2 separate regions of the Homo sapiens genome follow, and region 1 is linked to region 2. Evidence: chromatin loops called from intact Hi-C (ENCODE). Cell type or tissue: IMR-90. All regions are shown on one strand. Region 1 has its middle 45 kb from the start of PPARGC1A. Region 2 has its middle 140 kb from the start of PPARGC1A.

Region 1 (5,000 bases), 96 kb before region 2:
GGAAAGTGAAGTGAAATAGGAAGGAATTCGGGCCAGCCAATGCCTGGAGCTTCTTCCCAATTCTTCTGGTGCCAAAACGTCTGAAAGCTCTGTGAATTTTTTTTTAAGTAGGGGCCATTCCCTTTCCAGAAGCCAGGCGGAGTGCTGGAACAGAAAACAACCACAAAGAATGAAGTCTACCTCTTTCCTTTGTTATTCAAGAGCTGTGTGGAATGGGCCTCTCCCTAAAGCTCACCACCTTCATTGAATTTTTCTCCTATGTAGAAAGAAAAGTCCTCAGTTTGTTTTGGAGAATAAATGAGATAAAGTAAGCAAATATATCTGATGCCTGGTAAGTTATACTATTATTTTCACTTTGCTTCCAGGAGTAAGTGTTTGCAACTTTCTCTTCCCCACCACACAAATAGTTGATTTGTTGGACCAACTCTCAACCTCACCTCATACCAGTAGGAGGATTGTGAGCCTGAAGCAAGAGAAACTCATGTGGAAATGGGTGACAGAGGAACTGGAGAATGGAAAGAAGAAAGGAAACATGATTTAATATTAAGGAAAATAGCCTACTGGCCCAGCAAACTCTGAGAGGCTAGAAAGCATTTTATTTTAGACAGCTTTCTGGCTATCACCTGAAGTTTATGAGAGCTAGCCTTGCCTGTGCCATGTGTATAAATCATCCCTGCCCACTTATTAATAATCATAATGCCTTCTTTTATATAGAGTTCTTTGGAAGGCACTTTCACATACATCACCTAATCATTCATATGCCACAGGGTATCAGCAGCTGCCAGCCACTCATCCGCCCAAGTGGGCAAAGCAACTCGGTCTTTGGTTATGTAAATATGAGGCCCACAGGCACCATGACTTCAGGAAAAGGTGTAATGTGTCCTGTGTGTCTCCCAATATCCTTTGCTAGGCCGAACTGTCCACTGGGGAAAGGTGAATACACTGGCATAGGGGCTAAGGAGATCCCTGGAAAGAAAAATGGAAAGGTCTCACTTGATGCCCAAAGTTATTAGAATCCCTCTGTTAGAATGGGGCAGTCTCAAAGTTTTAAAGGAGCACCCACAAGAAAGGTGGGAAGGTTAAGTGGGTGGTGACATGGGGAAGGGTGAATCTGGCTGAGACTGCAAACTGCCTAGGACCTGCTGCCCTGTCTTGGTGTAATGCTATGAGGAGCACTAACCTAGCATGTGAGTGTGATGAAAGAAAAGTGGCAACTTAAAGTCAAAACAAGGGGACGTCACTGGATCCATGTAGAGAGCTGTGGTAACAACAGCCCCTACAGAGCAGAGGCCCAGCCTCCACTGTGCTATGCAGGATCAATGTTCAGCAGCGACACTGTGTGGCAGCAACTGAAGTAGCCGTGCTAGTAGACAGCATGGCATCCAACCTTTTCCCGCAACCACCCCCTGCAGACTGGTGGGGTTTTTGTTTTGTTTTCAAGGCTGAGCTAACTAGCCTAAGTCAACCCCTAGTTACTTGGAACAATTGGGATTGTAATCTGTGGAATGATGGAGAGACTTCATGAAGGAGATTTTGATCTCCTGCTGATAATGGTGTCTGAGACTCTCTATTGACTAATCAGAATAACAAGAGACATAACTACATGTGTGTGGCCCATGCTGGTGAAGCTAATCATATTGGTTACATTTGCAAAAAACCCAGCAAAACCTCTGAGTTAGGCACTATGATATAGGCAGAGAAGTTACTATTAGTCTCAATTTATTGATAAGGAAACTGAGGCTCATCTAGGTTTTAAGTGGCTTGCCCAAGACCCCGGATCCAGGAAGTGAATAAGCAGGTTCCCTTTCCAATGGAGAGGATTTTAGTTAAACAAAAAACAATTGCCACTGCCTTTCTCTCCTTTGGAACCAAGGTGGAATATCCCACCAGATCTTGTGGAATTGTCTCTGCATGTGAGCTGCACCCTTTCACAAAGCTTCCCTGTCTTTTCCACTCCCCTACATGTACTTGGGCAGAAACCAAGCTCGAGGTTCTGCTCACATGCTTGTGGTTTGGCTCCCAGCTGGGGATCACATTCTCTGCTCCACAGGCAAAGCCAAGGATCCTTCTTGCAAAATACTACTGGTGTCCTGGTGCCACCTCCCGAAAGAGCTGCCCACAATGCTCGCATGCCTGGGAGGTAGGGTGAGCAGGATCAAGCACTGGCAAGCAGGACATCCAGCAAGAAAAGATTATGCCTGCTCTTTCTCCCAGTAAGTTTCCTAAGAGCCATAGACTTGGTCATTAATAAATCCACACAATTTCAGGAAACCTCTCAGATACAAATTGGTGAAATTAAAGTGAGACAACATCTGGAAGTAAATTATATACTAATTTTGGCTATTTTCTTGCTGCTTACACACTTAGCAGAGAAAGAGCAAATGTCCACGGATTTCTGGTTCACAGGTACTTTTTTTCCTAGCTGTATCATCATAATGATAATGTTAGTAGATATCAATTTTTGTATCAGGCCCCCTACTGTGCAACTCCAAGGGATACTACTTACATAGAATACCATGTAAATAGTGCTCCCCAGAGGTATGCAATATGGCTTTTTCCATAGAATTATTTCCTTAATCCAGGCATAAAAATTATTTACCAGTATCTTATTTTATTACAAATAACAAACCACGTGGTAGACATTTGTATCTCTGTTTTACATGTGAGAAAAACAACAGGCATTGAAAGTTTAAGTGATTTGCCTATGGTCATATAAGTAGTAAGTTGCAAAATCAGGAAGTCAGGATTCAAACTCAGTGCTATCTGAATCCAAACCTCATGTTCTTAACTGTTTCATTATCCTAACTGAAGCCCTTGTATAACAGTAAGACATGAACCTTAAAAAAAAAAATTGCTAAGTTGGTTAACATCTAAATGTTGAGCCTATATATAAACAGCCTATACATGTATTTTTTTCAAGAAGAAAATAGTTTATGTGTTCTGTCTTCTTAGCATGTAAGACTTTTCAGCACGTTTAATTTAGTGAATATTAAGTATTGATATTACTGCATATGAATTCCTATGTACATCGAGGAAAAAAGTTTAATCAATTTTATTTCATTTTAAATAAGCTAATATTACCACAAAGCTTTCAGATACAACTGATTCACCAAAATGATTGGCGAATCAATACAATAAGTAAGATGTATTGAATGCCTACTATGTACTATTCTAAGTCATTTTCATATATTAGCATGTCTAATACCCCGAAAATGCATATAACATAGGCACTGTTTTCAGCTCTACTTTGCACAGATGGATTGAGAAACTTGCCCAAGATCACATAGCTACTAAGTGAAAGACCCAGAATATGAACCAGGCAATCTGGTTTTAGGTTCTACTCTATAGCCTCCAAGATCTGAAGTATGGCAATCCACAGGACATGAAAAGCAGCAGAGGGAGTCAAGAAGCCTAATCAGAACAAGCGCAGTGGCTCACGCATGTAATCCCAGAACTTTGGGATGCCAAGGTGGGCAGATCACCTGAGGTCTGGAGTTTGAGACCAGCCTGGGGAACATGGACAAACCCCATCTCTACTAAAAATATAAAATTCAGCCAGGCATGGTGGCAGGCGCCTGTAATCCCAACACTTTGGTAGGCCGAGGCGGGTGGATCACTTGAGGTCAGGAGTTCAAGACCAGCTTGGGCGACATGGGAAAACCCGTCTCTACTACAAATACAAAAATTAACTAGGCGTCTTGGTGCGTGCCTGTAATCCCAGCTACTCGGGAGGCTGAGGCAGGAGAATCGCTTGAACTGGGAGATGGAGGTTGCAGTGAGTCGAGATCGCACGACTGCACTCCAGCCTTGGTGACAGAGTGACTCCATCTCAAAAACAAAACAAAAGCCTAATCATGTGAAAACAAGTAAATAAACTAAACACAGACTCCCAGAATGGAGCAAAGCACCAGCTCCTGCATGTACTGAACATGACAGGCATAGGCTTCTAGAAAATGCTCAGAAATAAGAAGGCACTTCTGTGCGAAGTCACGAAGAAGACCAGAGACCAGGAGGGGTGCCATGAAGGTCAATTGCTAAGGCAACAAACCACTAATTTCATGGTCCACAGAATGATACACCTCTTTTACCAGAACAGAGAGGGAGAAAGGATACGAGATACTATATGATTATAATATTTCCAAAGTCCCTAGGTAGCTTCTCCTGATTTGTCTTACTTCTACTGCTTTCATGGTAGTTTTACAAGTGAAATCTGCCTTTCGTTTATTTATTGGCTTTCTCCCACCAACATAGGGAGCTGATTAATCTTCAAAATATCCCCATGCAATGTGCAGATGCATTCCAAAATGCTGCTGATCCCGTCTGTACCAGGAAATTGGGGCAGAAAGTTCTGCCACTTCTGCCCAAAGTAAAACTTGGCACTAAGCCAGAGGTAGAACTGTGGATCAACCCCAAAAGTGCCTATTCCCAGCCCACAACTTCCTTTTTCTTTTCACTAGAAAATAAAATAAAATAAAGTAAAATAAAATAAAAAATAAAATAAAATAAAATAAAAATAACCCAGGTCATTAAATTTTGTTGACTCCTTTCAACATTTTTTTTCCTATTAAAATAAGCAAAATTTCTGCCTATCCTCAACAGGTCCAGAAAGGTAGAAATGTATTGTTCAATTTTCAATCATTGAACATAAATTCACTTGTTGGATATTACTCTCCCACTATACATACTATAAGTCTGAATGGGTTAATAGATCTCCACCAGGGACAGAAATGATCTCTCTGCCCCTCTGCCCTGGAGGAGGAGCTGAGATATTCTGTGGCTCACAGGTACTTTTCCTGTGATATTTTTCTGCCTCATCATCACAGTCCATTCAATTATACGACTTCTCATTATTTAGGATCAATCCCCTTTCACAATGTCCCAAAGGAAAGTGCCTTGACAAGCATCCTATTCATCTCAATAGGACTTTGCAAAGTCAGAATAATATGCGTAAACACAGTTGGGCTTGGAGGTGGGTCCAAAAGAAACTATCTAATGCTGTT
Region 2 (5,000 bases):
TTAAAGCAAAGGAAAATCCGGATTGGAAATCTCAGATTGCTATGTAACTGGCTCTGTGATTTGGGGTGTGGTAAAAATCATCTCGGAGCCTTGATTTCCCAATCTGAATAATTGGAATCATAATGCCTATCTTAGAGGAAGGGTTAAATGGGATACCATGTGCAAACATCCAACAGACTTGATTCCCCTTCTCCATCCTCCTTTGCAAAACAGGTAGTACAGTAGTTGGTAGAAGTGGGTGAGGAAAGGGAACTGATAAAATCTGAGGACAGGGTCCCTTCACTCTTATTGTTTATTTAAAGTCAGAACTCCAAAACATCGGTAAAACCACAGGAAAAAAAAATATAATACGATACATCACTTTTATGTAATTACCAGAGAAAACATCTCAGTGGACAACACCATTTGACTGAAAACCTGAGGAAAATGCCCTATATTAAATAATTTGGGGGGATGGCATATGCTGCCAAGTCCTCTCTGTAGAAAAAGGATATGTAAGCCTGTAGAGGGGTCTGCAAGAGGGAACTCATATTTGGGAGAGACTTCCCGTGCAACAATCAGCCCCCATGCAGACAGAGTGCCTTTACAAGTGAAGTGAAATAGAGAGACTCTACTGTAAACTAACACTAATAACCTATTGATGAGGACAACAGACCATTGACCAACTTGAGTGATTCTAAAAGAACTGAATTAACTGCTACACAATGGTGTTTAACAAACACAGCCAGTATGTGATTGGTTGCAAGTGTCTTTGCAATGAGTCAGAACTTTTGATTTCAACGAGGGTTGCAGGTGACAGAAGATGAAGTCACCCACAAACAGATATCTGAATGCATCTGAAAACTCCATCCCCACTCCTATGCTCTAACACAAAAATGCAGTTGCCACCAGAAAATACAGTTCACATTGGGGGCGTCATTTATAATGGCTGATGTCAATAGTCTGAGAAAGGTTTACATTCAGTGTAAATAAGTTAGATTTGAGAAGTTAATGAGTTCCACTACCCAAGCTGCTCCTTATTAATTCATACAACTCAAAGACACCCACTAAAAATAATACCTTTTGAGCTGTATACCATCTTTATGGAGATCATTAATATTTCCCCGTAATACAGCAGTTACTGTTCCCATTATTTCCCTTGATCACCTTCATGCTCCTGACCACAGCACCACCTCATCCACAATTCTCACTTGTGTTAAAAATGCCCTCAACTCTCATCAGCCTTCCTTTCTCCAAGTGACCATTGTCTCCACACACCCTCGTGAGACCTCAGCTGAAAAACTGCCTGCCTCATCTCTCTCATATCTCTCTTTCTAATGGGAGACACAGAGTAGACTGGAATGGAAGGTGGAAGAGAAAAGACGTCTTAAAAACTGCACAAAGACTGGCCTTGAAGCACAGCCTCATTCATTTGCTCACTCACTCATTCTTCCAACAAACAGTTGTTTGTGCCAGGCACTAAGTAAGATATTCAGGATGCAGGAAGCAATTAAAACCTAGTCTCTGCAGGGAAGCAGACAGATATGCAGATGACTGGAGAAAAGGAGGCAGAAAATGAGGAGTCTCTGAGCTGGGTCTGGAACGATTAGTAGGACTTGCCTGGGAGACGAAAAAGGGATGGGCACAGGAAACCTCACATTGACAAGCAGAGACTTGCTCCATTTGGCTCTTTACTATGTCCCTGGCAACAGCACAGAGCTGGGCACACCACAGATGCTCCATAAGTGGTGAGAGACTGAATTAATGAATTAATGATACAAAAGGATTCCCACAAGAATCGAATCACTTGCTGCCTATCAGTCCCTTAGAAAGACAAACAGAACCATTTGCATTCCATTTCTGGCCCCTTAATAGATGAGTTGCTTTATGCTCTCTGCTCTGAGGTATCCCTGATTTCATTTCTTCTGTCACATGACACCTCACCTTTGTTCCCAACTCCCTGTCACCAAGCGATAGAGAGAATAGGAAGCGAAGGCTTTTGAATAACAAAATTTATATGTGGTCCCTTCAAATGATCAAACTGTCTAATAAACCTGATAAATTAACTGTGGACCTGAGCATCAATACATGGGCAATTGCAGCTCAGCTCTAGTTGACCCGAAAACACAAGGTAAGCATTAAGCAAGCATTGTTCAGCCCAGGCACTACTCACACTCTGGCTCCGATCATTCTTCGTTGTCTGTCCTACACATTGTTCGATGTTTAACATCATCCCTGGACTCCATCCACTAGATAACAGTAGCACCCCACCCCTAAATGTCCCTGGGTGGGAAACAGTCAAAGTCACCCCCAACTGAGAACCACTTCATTAAACTGTGATTAGCAGTAGATGATAGTTCCCCTGGTAATCTTTCCCTCTGAGAGTCTCCAGTGGTAGGATGCACAATCTCAGAAGACTATCCCAGTATCCCAGTATTAGAAATGACCTTGGACATCATCCAGTCTAACTTAGATTTTGCCTATGAGGAAGCTGAAGCCCAGAGAGGGGGAACTGGCTGTCCTCAGACCACAATGCCCATGGTAGCAGAAGCCCCAGGCCTCTTGCCTCCTGTAACAGAAGTATTCCACCACACCAAAATCCTGTATGACATTCTTTTTTGAGGCTTCTAAATATAAAGAAAACTAGCATTGATTTAGCAGCGATATAGATGCTTTCTTATAATAATAATGATGAATAACAATAATAATAAAAACTAACACTCACTAAATAATTGCAAAGCACCAAGCACTTTTCTAAGGACCTTTTTGCATTTTCTCATAACCTTTTGACATGGAAAAATCACAGAAATCCTGCTAGGTACATATTACCACTTCTATTTTTATAAATGAGGGGCACAAGTGTGCCAAGGCTGAGAACCTTGCCCACAGTCCCAGAGCAGACCAACTGCAGAGACAGAGCTCACACAGGGGCTCCTGGTGGCTTATGGAGCCTCTTGCCTTTCCACTCTGTCATGGTGTTCATAGAGCTCACCCAGCTCCCCAAGGGCCAGCTCCCAGCTGACCACTGAGCTACCATTCCTCCTGACTTGTACTAGCTACAATACCAGCTGAGCCAGGACTGCTCCACCTTCTGGCCTTTCAGACACACTTCCATCTGACATTTGCATTTTTGAGCCATGTTTGGTGACAGCCTTCAGCAGCTGATGGAGTTGACGAGGTTCATCTAATCCAACAAGTATTTGCTGAGCTTCTCCTTTGGGGCCAAGCTCTATGCTCAGCATGTCTAGGAATGCTAAGAGGAGTTGGTTTATTTTTTAGCACATGTCAAAATTTGTCATTGTTGGTTGATTTTGTCCACTTTCCCACCAGACACTACACAGGAAGCTCAAAGGGCATGAACCATGTCTGTCCTGACCATTCTTGTATCCTCTGAGCCCAGCACAGACCACATGCTCAATAAATGCTGTTAAATCAAACTGAATTTGTGGAACAGCTGCTCTAAGTCGCACACACCCTTAGATACTTAATATTATCTCATTTGATATCTCAAAAACCTTACACAAGATATATCTTTATTTTAAGGAGAAAATCCTAGGAGCACTGGCTTTTAAGGGATTTGTTCAAAGTCACAAAACTTGTATGTAGAATTGTCCTAGCAATGGTTCAGAAGAGGATGTGGTCCAAAGTGAATATACACATGATTCCAAAGAGGCTGAACAGACTACTGGTTAAAACATAGGCTCAGCGGTCAGACTTCCTAGGTCTGTGTCCCAAGTCCACCACTGATTATCTGTGTGATCTACAACCAGTCACCTCCCTGCTTCAGTTTCCTCTTCTGTATAATGGAGGTAATTAGAATAGTCCCTCCCTCAAAGAGTTGAGGTAACAACTAAATGGGTCGATATATACAAAGTGCTTTAAACATTGTCTGATGTATAATAGCTTATATTTATTTAGCACTTACTGTTTTTATAATAAAGGAGATAGAAGGGATAAACAGATACATAGATGTAGACAGACAGACACACACACACACACACACACGCATCCACGTACAAATTAAAGAACAGAAGAGCAGTGTAAGAGAGAATCAAGAGTGGCACACAGGTGAAGTGTCACAGGGGAAAATAATCTTCTCCTGCCCCACAGGAAATAACACTTTGCATTCAGGGTTTTGCTATTCCATTTAGAATTGAAAGAACACATCCTTGTCTCTGACATAAGCCACCTTTTTTACTAGCATTGAATTCAATTTAGCTTTATATGCTGTTAAAAAAGAAAAAAAACACAATTCCAAAATGCCTTCGAGTGGATGATAGAGGGAAAAAGGGACATGTACAGGCATACAAAAGCAGTTATTCCTGTCTCATGCTGCTAGCCTGTGTGAAACTGACTAGGCAAAGTTCTGCAGAAATGGTTTCAAATGGCTGGAAGAGAGGCGGGCTGCGTGGAGCCGGTTGATGGAATGTTTAACTCCAACTCATATTCATTTACTGCTACATTTAAGCTGCTTTCAAGACAATTTCCCCTCAAAAATAGCATTCATATTAAAATGGCAAAGTTCTGGCTCAGAAGCCTCAGGAATCTGAGTGGTCCGTTTGGCCTTCTTCTTCCTAAACAAGTGGGTGAGCAGAGTCTTGGATAGGTCAGCAATGTGGTAGCACCATAAATAAATAATTACGTAGGTATCTGCTGGACTTGCAAAAAGTATATCCCTAAACAAAGAAGCCTCATTATTTCTCCCCAGGAGTAGCTCAGAAGTCAGTCCTAATGCCTTTTTCTTTCAAGATACTTAAGATAGAGAGAAAAGAAGCTGTTCAATATCCATATTCTATTTTGTAATGTAAAGTAAGTTAGAGGTGATTGGCCTTCAATAAATGAATCACAAAGTAAAACAAAAAAAGGACACATACATTAAATGAAACTCAAAAGACATATCACCCAATACCAACATGTGGGCCTTATTTAGACCCTCATTCAAACAAACTATTAAAACATATGACATTTATAAAATAATTGGAAATTTTAACACCAACTGATGATAATAAGACTTACTGTTA

The links. Peaks named below come from ENCODE experiments on the same cell type or tissue, not always from the same donor. Only the 100,000 strongest peaks of a DNase experiment are listed, where the experiment ranks them.
Region 1: a loop joins it to region 2, with 2.5 times the contacts of the local background. A loop is called at or near these places in 2 of 110 quality-filtered maps.

The regions. Positions count from the first base shown.
Region 1 is chr4:23,933,037-23,938,036 of GRCh38, forward strand. It overlaps a transcript of PPARGC1A not described here. Among named protein-coding and RNA genes, the nearest start is that of PPARGC1A, 45 kb to the left of the region's middle. In IMR-90, a CTCF peak has its summit at 133; a DNase peak (open chromatin) is centred at 2,015.
Region 2 is chr4:24,029,449-24,034,448 of GRCh38, forward strand. It overlaps a transcript of PPARGC1A not described here. Among named protein-coding and RNA genes, the nearest start is that of PPARGC1A, 140 kb to the left of the region's middle. RefSeq lists an enhancer at 531-1,032. In IMR-90, no CTCF peak of the experiment used is centred here; no DNase peak of the experiment used is centred here.